Regions from separate parts of the Mus musculus genome. Here region 2 is linked to region 1. The links are chromatin contacts, found by POLR2A ChIA-PET in ENCODE. All regions are on one chromosome and are shown on one strand. Each heading gives the region's core, a stretch centred on a gene start or an enhancer-like site at or near the end of the contact. The rest is flanking DNA. Distances are from core to core; before and after follow the strand shown.

Region 1 (5,166 bases), core at 1,834-4,333:
GCCACCATGTGGTTATTGGGATTTGAACTCAGGACCTTCAGAAGAGCAGTCGGGTGCTCTTACCTGCTGAGCCATCTCACCAGCCCCCCATGCAGCTTCTTATTAAATTCAGAATAAAATGAAAAGAGCCTTAGGAATTGTGGGATTTGCTTCCAGCTCCCTTGCAACTGAGCCATGAGTGCATCGGCTACTCCCTCAGGCCTACCCTGAAAGTCCTGTTCCTTGGTGAAGCAGAGATGAAAGACAGCTGGCCTTAGTGAACTAGAGGTGAAGGTCCTTTGGGTTTGCAGTGTTATCTACCTTGACCATTGTCCTCCACAGGAACTTTTCCAGTATCTCATAGCCTCTTGACACAGCGCTGCTTTGTGAGCTGGGAGCTCTGCCATCTTGGAAATCCATTCACTTAGTCACTGGGAGCTATGAAGCATTGTGATGTGCCAAGTACATAAAAATGAGCAAACTGGGTCCCATTCTTGCCTCTGTGGAGCATGAAAGACAGAGAGCACACAAACACAACAGCATCCAGTACAGCTGGGCACAAGGACATCTCCTGCTTGAGTCCCGTGTGACAAACACGACTCTGTCCTTGACACAAACATCTGAGTCACTATCACAACCTCTGCCAATCACAAGCACCCAGCTGATTAAAATAAGATCCAGGCCCAGTACATGCCAATGTGCTCATGTATGCTGTTGCCCACAGTGGTTGGAAGAGGGTATCAGATGCCTTGGAGCTGGGGTTACAGGGAGCTGTGAGCCAATTGATATGGGAGCTTGGAAGGAAAGTTGAAAGTTGAGATAAGAATCGTGGTTACAGAAGACTGTAAAGAGGGGTGTGTGTGTGTGAGTGTGTGTGTGTGTGTGTGTGAGAGAGAGAGAGAGAGAGAGAAAGAGGGAGAGGGAGAGGGAGAGGGAGAGGGAGAGGGAGAGAGAGAGAGAAACAGTGACGAGTAAGAAATTTGTGCACAGGAAGAACATCACAGATCACATGATATGTTGTATATACCTCTGACCAAGCCAGCTCAGTTAATCAACAGGGTATCAAGGGAGTGATCTAGGATTGAAAAGAAAAAGAAAATTAGACAACATTATAACATGACTCCACCTAGTGCTGAGGCTGAAGTGGGTTTATCTTTTTCCAGTTGCTTTTATATCATTCTAAGGACATGCAAAGAATAAGGTCAACTCTAGGTCAAGGAACAAACAATTCTGGTGGTATTCAGGGACTTATCAAGATGATCAAGAACTTGAGCCCACATCCTCGTCCTAGCCAATGTCAAATTCCTGCCAAATTTCTAGAAGGCAGCCCCAAAGCTCTCCACGTTTCCCCAAAGCTAGAAGGGACTCTGAGTTTTCCCCCAAGCCCCCAGAAAGAAATGAATGTTCAGAGGCCATCACGATGTCTCAAGCCTGTAATCCCAGAACATGCCATGGTGAGGTAGAACCACTGCTATAAATCTGAAGTTACCCTAGGACCATGGTAAGTTTCAGAATAGCTTGGGCTACAATGTGAGACCTTGTCTCAAAACAAAATCACCTGGTACCCATTAATTACTACATTCAAACTTTGTTTTTATGTATCAGTATAGTTGAAAAAAAAAAAAGACAGATTGTGTCCTAGTTTGCTTTCCATTACTGTGATAAACAACACGACCAAAAACAATTTGACAAAGGATTTATTCTATCTTTTCTTTGATCTTTTTTGTTTTTTTGGTTTTTTTTTTTGAAACAGTCTCTTTATATATTCATGTAGGTCCTGGAACTCACTATGTAGATCACGCTGGCTTTGAACTCACAGGGATCCTTCTGCCTAGCCTCCGATGTTCTGGAACTAAAGGCTTGTGCAATCACACCCAACCTGGATTAATTTAACCTTACAGGTTACAGTTCATAATAAAGGCAAGGCAGGGCAGGAACCCAGAGGCAGAAACTGACACAGAGACTAAGAGAGAGTATATAGTGCTTTCTCCTTGGGTTCACATTCAGATTGCTCAAGGGTAGCACAGCCCACACTGGGCTGGGCCTTTCCACATCAGTCATTAACCAATAAAATGCTAACAAATCAGTCCACTGAAAGCAATTACTCGATTTACATTTCCTCTTCCCAGATGAATCTAGCCAACATCAAGCTGACAAAAACAAAACAACAAAATCTTTTTTGGGGGGCGGGAGTTGGGGGTTTGAGACAGGTTTCTCTGTGTATTCCTGGCTGTCCTGGAACTCACTCTGTAGACCAGGCTGGCCTCGAACTCAGAAATCTGCCTGCCTCTACCTCCCAAGTACTAAGATTAAAGGCGTGTGCCACCACGCCCGGCAAAACAAAATCTTACCAGCATAGACTGAAAGTATAGAACAAACAAACACCTTTTAAAAATATATATATGTGTAAAACCAGACCCACAGCTGGTGTCACCGCTGTTTATCCAAATTGAGTTACTATATCTGAAAATTAGCTACCTTATCGTGCCTTCCTTTACCTCTACTGTTTGGGCTCCAAATATGAGAAAAAGCTACGGAAAAACTAAAGATTAGATTTCCCCTCCTCTCTACTTAAAATTCGAATTCTAAAATTTAGGTTTGAATATAAAGATTCCACTAGATCTTTAAGCAAAAGGTGACTTCACTGTATTGTCAAGAAGAGTCCCAGAAACCAGGAGTGGAGGAGCAGGTCTGCAATCTTAGCACTTGGAAATCTGAGACAGGGGAATTAATGAGTTGGACGCCCCCCAGGTCTTGGTAGCAAGACTTTTCCCAAAAAGAAATGAAAGTAAAACAAAAAAAAGGAGAGAGAGAGAGAGAGAGAGAAGTAAAGAAGAAAAAGAAAGAGAAAGGGAGGGAGGGAGGGAGGGAGGGAGGGAGAGAGGGAGCAGAGTCCTCTGCCTCTGGGTTTAAGTGTCAGCCAATTACGAAGTCCCCTAGCAGGACTCGTTTGCGTGGTTGGCTTGAGGGCATATAGAAGCTAAAGGAGGCGGGGCTAGTTCCCTAATCCAAGATGGCCGAAGAGGCGCTTCTAGAGGGAGGCTCAAAGGCTGATAATGCCATTGGTGGAATTACCGCTGCTTCACAGTGGGAGGGAATGACAGCATCTCAGTTTCCGGTTCCGGCAATACCGGGATCCCAGTGGAGATGGAGGAAGATGCGAACCGAGTCTGGCTGTCGCTGGGACTGGAGGATAGCGCGGGGGCTGCGGTCTAGGAGTCCCAGTCTCAGACGCGGCTAAAGCGCTGGGGTCTGAGAAGGAAAGCGACCACGGTGCTTAGGTGTCTTGAAGGATCAGAGGTACCTAAGGTTCAACCTGTCGAGGAGGCAGTGGATATCTGTCTGTTCTGCGGGGCTGCATCGCCATGGGAAGCCGCTCTGCAGTTTTGGCAACGAAAGGCAAGTCCCCCGAGGCATCTCGTCCTGGCCGAGGAGCATGAGAGACTGACAGCTAGAGAAGCCTGACGAGGGGTATGCCCGGGGACTCTGAATTGGCCGTGCAAGAGCCTGACAGAAGGTGCATAAAGGAGGGTGTCACGTGGAGTGTGTGGAGGGGATTGTCATGTGGTGTGTGTGATGGAGGATCACGTGGAAATCTATTGAAGACCAATGAAGACTAGGTGGAACCTCACCATGCCGGAGGGAGGAGGCTTAGATTGGGAGGCGACATAGTCAGGACCTAGTGAAGGGCAATGAATAGCTAGCGGGACAGTTAATTCGCGTTTATGTGGGTGACAGCTCCCAGAATGCAGAACCTGAAGTGGCAGAGAGAAAGAAAAGAGGGTGCTGGGAAGTATCTGTTTTGTCTGAGAATGGCAGCCTGGTGTCTGGTCAGGAGTTGACCCGATGTGGTGGGAGTGGCTGATTGGAATGGACCAGTTAATCATCATTGTGTCCACTACCAAGGATGGAATCAGAGGACTCCTAACCTGGTTCTAATGATGCTGGAATCTGAGAATAGTTATAGTTCTTATAAAACTGACAAGCTGGAATAAGTAAAGCAATGCTTCTCACATTTTACAATCCATATATTATCTAGAGATGTTAGAGTGTTGTTTCTTATCAGCAGGTTTACAGTATGGCCTGAGTCCCCTCTGACCCCCAAGACAGGTTTTACTGTGTAAACCAGGCTGACCTTAAACTCCTGTTTCTCTTGCCTCAGCCCCCTTGGGCTAGTGTGATAGACCTGTGCTACCACACCTAGGTCTGCTCTTATATAGACAACTATATTGTCCATGCCATCTGTGGACCAGATGGCTGGTGAGGACTTGGAGTAACCCTGCTCAGTAGAACCTTGTGCAGTAAGGGAAATACTTTACTGTTAGCAAAATCCTTCCACAGTTGTTAACTCCAAGGGCCAAAGATCTAGCTCAGTTGGTAGAATGCGCATAGCACACAGCTCAGAATAAACCCGGCAAGTGTTATCGTGGCTCACATCTATAATCCCAGCATTTAGGAATTGCAGATAAGAGGCTCAGAAGTTCAAGGCCAGTTTGGGCCACTTGAAACTCATACCAAACAAACAACAAAACAGCAGCAAAGGCAGCAAAGCAAAGCAAGAGAGTAGTTCTGAGTTTTGCTTATGTGAGGAGAGTTGTAACACGTGCATATTTGAGCTAGTCTACTTTCCATTTCATTTGATAACTTCAAGCATAAAACGCTCCCTGGTCTGGGCGATCTGATGGGATGTACAGAAGGCACTTAGTGATTCACAAACAATGCTTTGGTTGTTGGTTTGGTTGGGGTTTTTTGTTTGTTTGTTTTGGTTTTTTTTGAGATAGGGTTTCTCTGTGTAGCCTTGACTGTCCTGGAACTCACTCTGTAGACCAGGCTGGCCTCGAACTCAGAATTCCGCCTGCCTCTGCCTCCCGAGTGCTGGGATTAAAGGCGTGCACCATCACTGCCCAACTCTGTTGTTGTTGTTGAAGATTTATTTATTTGTTATATGTAAATACTCTATAGCTGTCTTCAGACATTCCAGAAGAGGGCATCAGATCTCATTACAGATGGTTGTGAGCCACCATGTGGTTACTGGGATTTGAACTCAGGACCTTTGGAAGAGCAGTCAGTGCTCTTAACTGCTGAGCCATCTCTCCAGCCCCTCTGTTGTTTTTTAAAGCAGGATTTCTTGTAACCCTGGGTGGTCTTGAACTTGCCATAGTCAAAGATGACTAGAGACTTGTGATC
Region 2 (5,166 bases), core at 1,276-3,775, 89 kb after region 1:
GAGTTTCTCTCTGTGTAGCCTTGTCTGTCCTGGAACTCAGAAATCCGCCTGCCTCTGCCTCCTAATTACTGGGATTAATTAAAGGCGTGCACCACCACGCCCGGCCTCAATTTTTAAAAAGAGCTCCAAAGAGAAACACTTAGCTCTGGGAGTACTTAGCACCTCTTCCCCATTCTCTATCAGACCATAAGCTTCTTCAAGAAACTATAGAACCTTGCCAGAGCGCACGCCTGTCGTCTCAGCACTCAGGAAGCAGAAGCAGGCTTATCTCTGAGTTCCAGCCCAGTCTGATCTACAGAGAGAGCTCCAGAACAGCCAGGGCTCAAGAAACAAACAAAACTATAATCTCCCTTTGAAAAACCACAAAAATTAGTCTTGTCTCAAATCAAAGTCGTACAAATATTTCTAAAATAAGTACAGAGTTAATAAACCTAATAAATTCAGTGGTGTTTATAGATTCCCCAGCAACCCCTTTCTTCCTTCTTTTTCTTTGGATAGCCTTAAAAGAAATCAAAATGCTCTATTTGTAGATTGCTAGCTTCAGGAGTTTTTCCAATTTTCTGAAACTCAATGACAGCTCCACAGACTAACACATTTATCAAAAGTCAGAATGTCATCACCAGTGCCTTACACACACACACACACACACACACACACACACATGCATGTACACACACCAAACACAAACATAACAAAACTGGCTGCCTCAGTTGTTTACCCTGCTCAAAACCAACACAGTCACAGATAACCCCCCCCCCACACACACACACACATACCCACATACATACATACAAGTCACATACTGCAAGCAACCTGTCACACACCAGCTCAACCTGTCAGTCCTGAGAAAGGAAGGTGTGAGAAATTGAGAAAGCTGGCCTGACACAGTCAGAAGATTGTCCAGAGCCATTCCCCAGGCTGGAGACAAGCAAGGAATATCGAAGACACTGCCCACGCTGTGTCTGACAGGCTGCTCAGCACTTCGAGGCATGACTGGTTACACAAGCCATTTCTGGAGAACTCCTCGGCCTGGGGATCACTGCTTGGGGCCCCTTGGTGGGATGGAAGCCGTGGCATCAACTTCCTATTTCCAAACAGGCCTACATTCCCTTTCGCCTCCTAGCTTACAAGGCCAGAAGAGGCAGAGCACATGAATCAAGCAGCTCTGGGTTTTCTCATGGCAGCCTCCATTCAGCAGGGCCTGAGGTAAGACGGAAGCTGGAGCTCCACCTCCTACTAGAAGGCAGAACAGTCAGCGTGGTCTCCACTCTTCATCTTCCCATGACTCAGCTCTGCGATCTACGTTTTACCTACACTCTGTGGACATGAGATCCTAAGGAAGAACTGAGTCACAGGGTGCCTGCACCGATGAACCCAAAGTCCTCCTTCCTAGTCAACAAAATAATTAGCCTTTCTAGTCTTTATTCCAACTCAAGAGTCCACAAAATGTAAGCCATAATGGATTTCATAGTGTATTCAAATCAAACCTATATATGTATATAAAATTTGAAATTTCTTTCTTAAAAGATTTACCTTTAATTTTTGTGCACTGGTGTTTTGCCTACACGTATGTCTGTGCGAGTGTCAGATCCCATAGTTACAGTTAATGAGCTGCTATATGGGTGCTGGGAATCGAACCAGGAACCTCGGGAAGAGCAGCCAGGGATGAGCCATCAATCAAATTCTGTTTTTTGTTTGTTTGTTTTTCGAGACAGGGTTTCTCTGTGTAGCCCTGGCTGTCCTGGAACTCACTCTGTAGACCAGGCTGGCCCAGAACTCAGAGATCCACCTGCCTCTGCCTCTTGAGTGCTGGGATTAAAGGCGTGCGCCACCACGCCCGGCTCAAATCCTTCCTTTTAAGGAAGAAACTGAGGCCCAAGGTCACATAGCGAGAGGGGCAAATGAAGGACATGAACCTGGTTTGGAGGACGTCAGTCAATGGCTGTTTCCAGTAAACCACAGGTGCCCGGTAGGGTTCTGAGCACCAGTCCCTTTCGGGTCTTCTCCACCCGTGACCCCCATCCTCAGCTGCCCCCAATTCCCACCGGCTCTCTCCAACTCCGCAAAGCCCCGCGTCACGCTAGGCTCACCGCGGCAGGGGTTCCTGCACTCGCTTCAAACCTCCCACCCACCCACCCACCCACTGCTTCTCAGCTCCTCCCGGGACGCCCGCCCGCACCCCGCTGCACCCCCGCCCTCGCCCGGCCCGCCCGCCAGCCGCAGGCCCCGCCCCTCGCCGGCCCCGCTTCCCCGCCGCGGCTGCACACACACACCCTGGCCCTCTCACCGGTAAAGCCGCTTGGTGTGGAGGACCTTTGCCTCGGGTTCGCTGCTCTCCCCTGGAGGAGGGCCTTGGCTCATGGTGCCTGGGCCCGAGGGCACCTCCTGGTCACAGGCCCCCGCCACCCACCACTGGCGCCTCCACTGCCGTCTCCAGCTGTACCCGCAGCCGCCACTGCCGCCGGCCCTGCTCGGCCGCCATCGCTGTGAGGCGGCTGCCTGAGATGGCTCCTCCTCCACCTATCAAATCTCGCGATAGCTGCCGCCAAGCCGCGGACCGGCGACCAACCCACCAAGTCTCGCGAAAAATTGCCTTCTCTCTCCGGGAAGTCAACCGAGCTGGTTGTGGGTGGCATGGCTTCTGCTGGGCTTAAGTCCTCGGGGGACACTTTATTGCCACAGATGTAGAGAAACTGAGCGTTCTAGCGCAGGCTCATCCGCCTAGCTCGTCGGCAGCCGAGGCAACCTGCAGCGAGTTCCCACCCTGCTACGTGCAGAGACCCTGTCTCAAGTTTAAAAAGAGCGCGCTGGCGAGATGACTCAGCGGCTAAAGGCGCTTGCGGCCAACCTGAGCCCGACCCCTGGAGCCCGCATGGTATAAGGTGAATTGACTCCAGCAGGTTGGCCTGAACTTCACACGCGAGCTCCGTGTCACGCTCCCTAGCCCCCAAAATAAAATGAATTTAAAAAAATTAAGTTTCCAGGGGAAAAGAAAAGAGACCGTAGAGTGCAAAGCTCGCCATGGGACAGCTAGGTGCTGGAGAAGTGACTACCCACATGGCAGCTCACAACCATCTGAAACTCCAGCTCCAGGGGGTCCGAAACCCTCATACAGACATGTTTAGAGGCAAAACGCCAAAGTGCATAAAATAATAAAACGAATGGGCCAGCTATCATTGAATCAGACATCGTTGCAGAAGAGGGGCAGCGAAAAGATTTTAAGATCCGGAGGTTGTGGAGATCGGCATGCACAAGGTCAAGTCAGCTGCCAAAATCCCAGCGCGCCTGAGGGGTGGCTCCTGAAGTTGCTTGTTTTTTAAAGGAATTCTTCCCGAGAGAGTTATTTATTTATATTTTGTGGGTGCATGCATACAACATACACGTGGCCAGAGAACTTGGGAGAGTCAGTTTTCTTTTAAAAGTGTGGTTCTCTGGGGAATCAGACTCAGGTAGTCAGGCTTGGTGAGCCATCTTGTCAGCCCTATTGTTTTCCTAACTATAAGGCGGATCTTTGGGGTTCTCTCTCTCTCTCTCTCTCCACATTATAATGGCAATGTATATACCACTATGCTCCTGGCTCCAGCCACCAAGTCTCCTTTCTATTCCTCAAACTGCCTCAAGTCTTTTTCCATCTGTTGGCTGCGCTGTTCCTCTACAGGGAACTTCCACTGGGTTTCAGCTTCAGTCACCCTAAAGAGGCTCTCACTACTGAAATTCTACTACTGATTTGGTGTGAACTTTAATGTTGGTTACCTGAACAGCTAGAAACCTTGTCACTTTGTTCTTTTCTGTACATGTGCCTAGACTAGCACTTTTTTTGTTTGTTGGAGTGTGTGTGTGTGTGTGTGTGTGTGTGTGTGTGTGAGAGAGAGAGAGAGAGAGAGAGAGAGAGTCTCTACATAACTCTGGCTGCTGGACCAGCCTGGCTTCAGACTCAGAAATCTGCCTGCCTCTGCCTCATGTGCTGGGATTAAAGGCTTGTACCACCACAGAAATAGCGCCTCATTAATAATAGATACCCAATAAACATTTACTGGATGAACAAACTTGCAGTGTCATCTTTTAGCCAATTTACTCTGAGCACCCTTTGATACACAAACCCACTTTTATACCCTGATGCTTCCCTGAGCTGGAAGCTCTTACAGATCCCAGAATACATTAAGTCCACACCTCTGTGCCCAGCTGCACCCTTACTTTCAAAAAGGATGACGTCCTCCTGTAGAGTCCTTCCAGTAGGCAGATTCTGTAGGGCAGGGCCTGCGCCTTTAATCTGGGCCCCACCCGCTCTGGTCAGACAGGTTTGGAGACACAGGCAAGGGAGGGAAACTGGGAAATACTTGCAGAGCCAGCCAGGAGCTAGGCAGCTCCTTTCCGGAGATCCTCCGCCTCTTTGCAGATGGAAAGTAAGAGGGTATCATGGATCCAAAGGGCAGGGGTAGGAGGGGCCCAAGAGGTGAACGAAGGGAGCCCAATCCAGAAGCTGTGAGCTGGAGGGTGGCAGGGGAGGAAACAAGAGGAAGGCTTGGGAACGGCCACACTAGAGCTGGGAGTCTGAGTGGAGCCCAGCCCAGCTGAATCGGGTGAGACTGGCAATGGGAGAGTTCAGAAAATGACCGACTCCTGGAATGGAGACTGAGGAACCGAGATCTGGTGTCGAGTTCCTGGAGGGACCTGCAGGTCAAAGGGCAGGTGGAAGGAAGGGGGAAGGGCCAATTTCTCTATCTATAGGGTGACCCTTGGCTGTAGAGAAACTCCGCCTAGTCCTAGACACCTCAGCCTCCCATTCCAAAGCCAGGGTGGCCAAAAATCCGGGAGTTTTAGTGGAGAGAGTAGAAGGCAGGTGTGGGTATAGACAGGCCACACCTGCCTCTGCTTGTGCCCCCTGACTCACCCTTGTCCTGCTGGATGACATTTATTTTGAAAGGGATCCTCCATTTCGCTCCTCTGCTGCCCGCCCGCCTCTCTGTTTCAACACCTTCCTCCCCACAGTGTTCTCCCTAGAGTCCCATGAGGCCAGCTTCTCTGGGGAGTTCTAGGTCTGAGAAACTGTCCTGGGGCCAGAAGACTAGGTATTCTCACAGAACTTCTCCCACTGCCTATAGGATGACATCGTTCTGTGGTAGCCCTCGGAACTGAAGCCTCACAATGACAGAACCGGAGACACTG

What was found. ChIA-PET counts read pairs that join two places held with the same protein, here RNA polymerase II (POLR2A).
Region 2: POLR2A ChIA-PET joins it to region 1 with 24 read pairs in embryonic stem cell. The contact joins the promoter of Smg5 here to the promoter of Slc25a44 in region 1. POLR2A ChIA-PET finds 5 or more read pairs at or near these places in 5 of 5 experiments (Patski and embryonic stem cell).

What each region holds. Positions count from the first base shown.
Region 1 is chr3:88,423,058-88,428,223 of GRCm38, reverse strand. Slc25a44 (solute carrier family 25, member 44) reads left to right here and starts at 3,083. Exons shown (of 4, transcript NM_178696.5): 1 at 3,083-3,496. The coding sequence starts at 3,453. It overlaps Gm33513 (a long non-coding RNA gene), which reads right to left and starts at 3,144. Exons shown (of 3, transcript XR_375819.2): 1 at 3,055-3,144; 2 at 301-1,054.
Region 2 is chr3:88,333,619-88,338,784 of GRCm38, reverse strand. Smg5 (Smg-5 homolog, nonsense mediated mRNA decay factor (C. elegans)) reads right to left here and starts at 2,525. Exons shown (of 22, transcript NM_178246.3): 1 at 2,288-2,525. The coding sequence starts at 2,361. Tmem79 (transmembrane protein 79) reads left to right here and starts at 4,352. Exons shown (of 4, transcript NM_024246.5): 1 at 4,352-4,403; 2 at 5,103-5,166. The coding sequence starts at 5,146.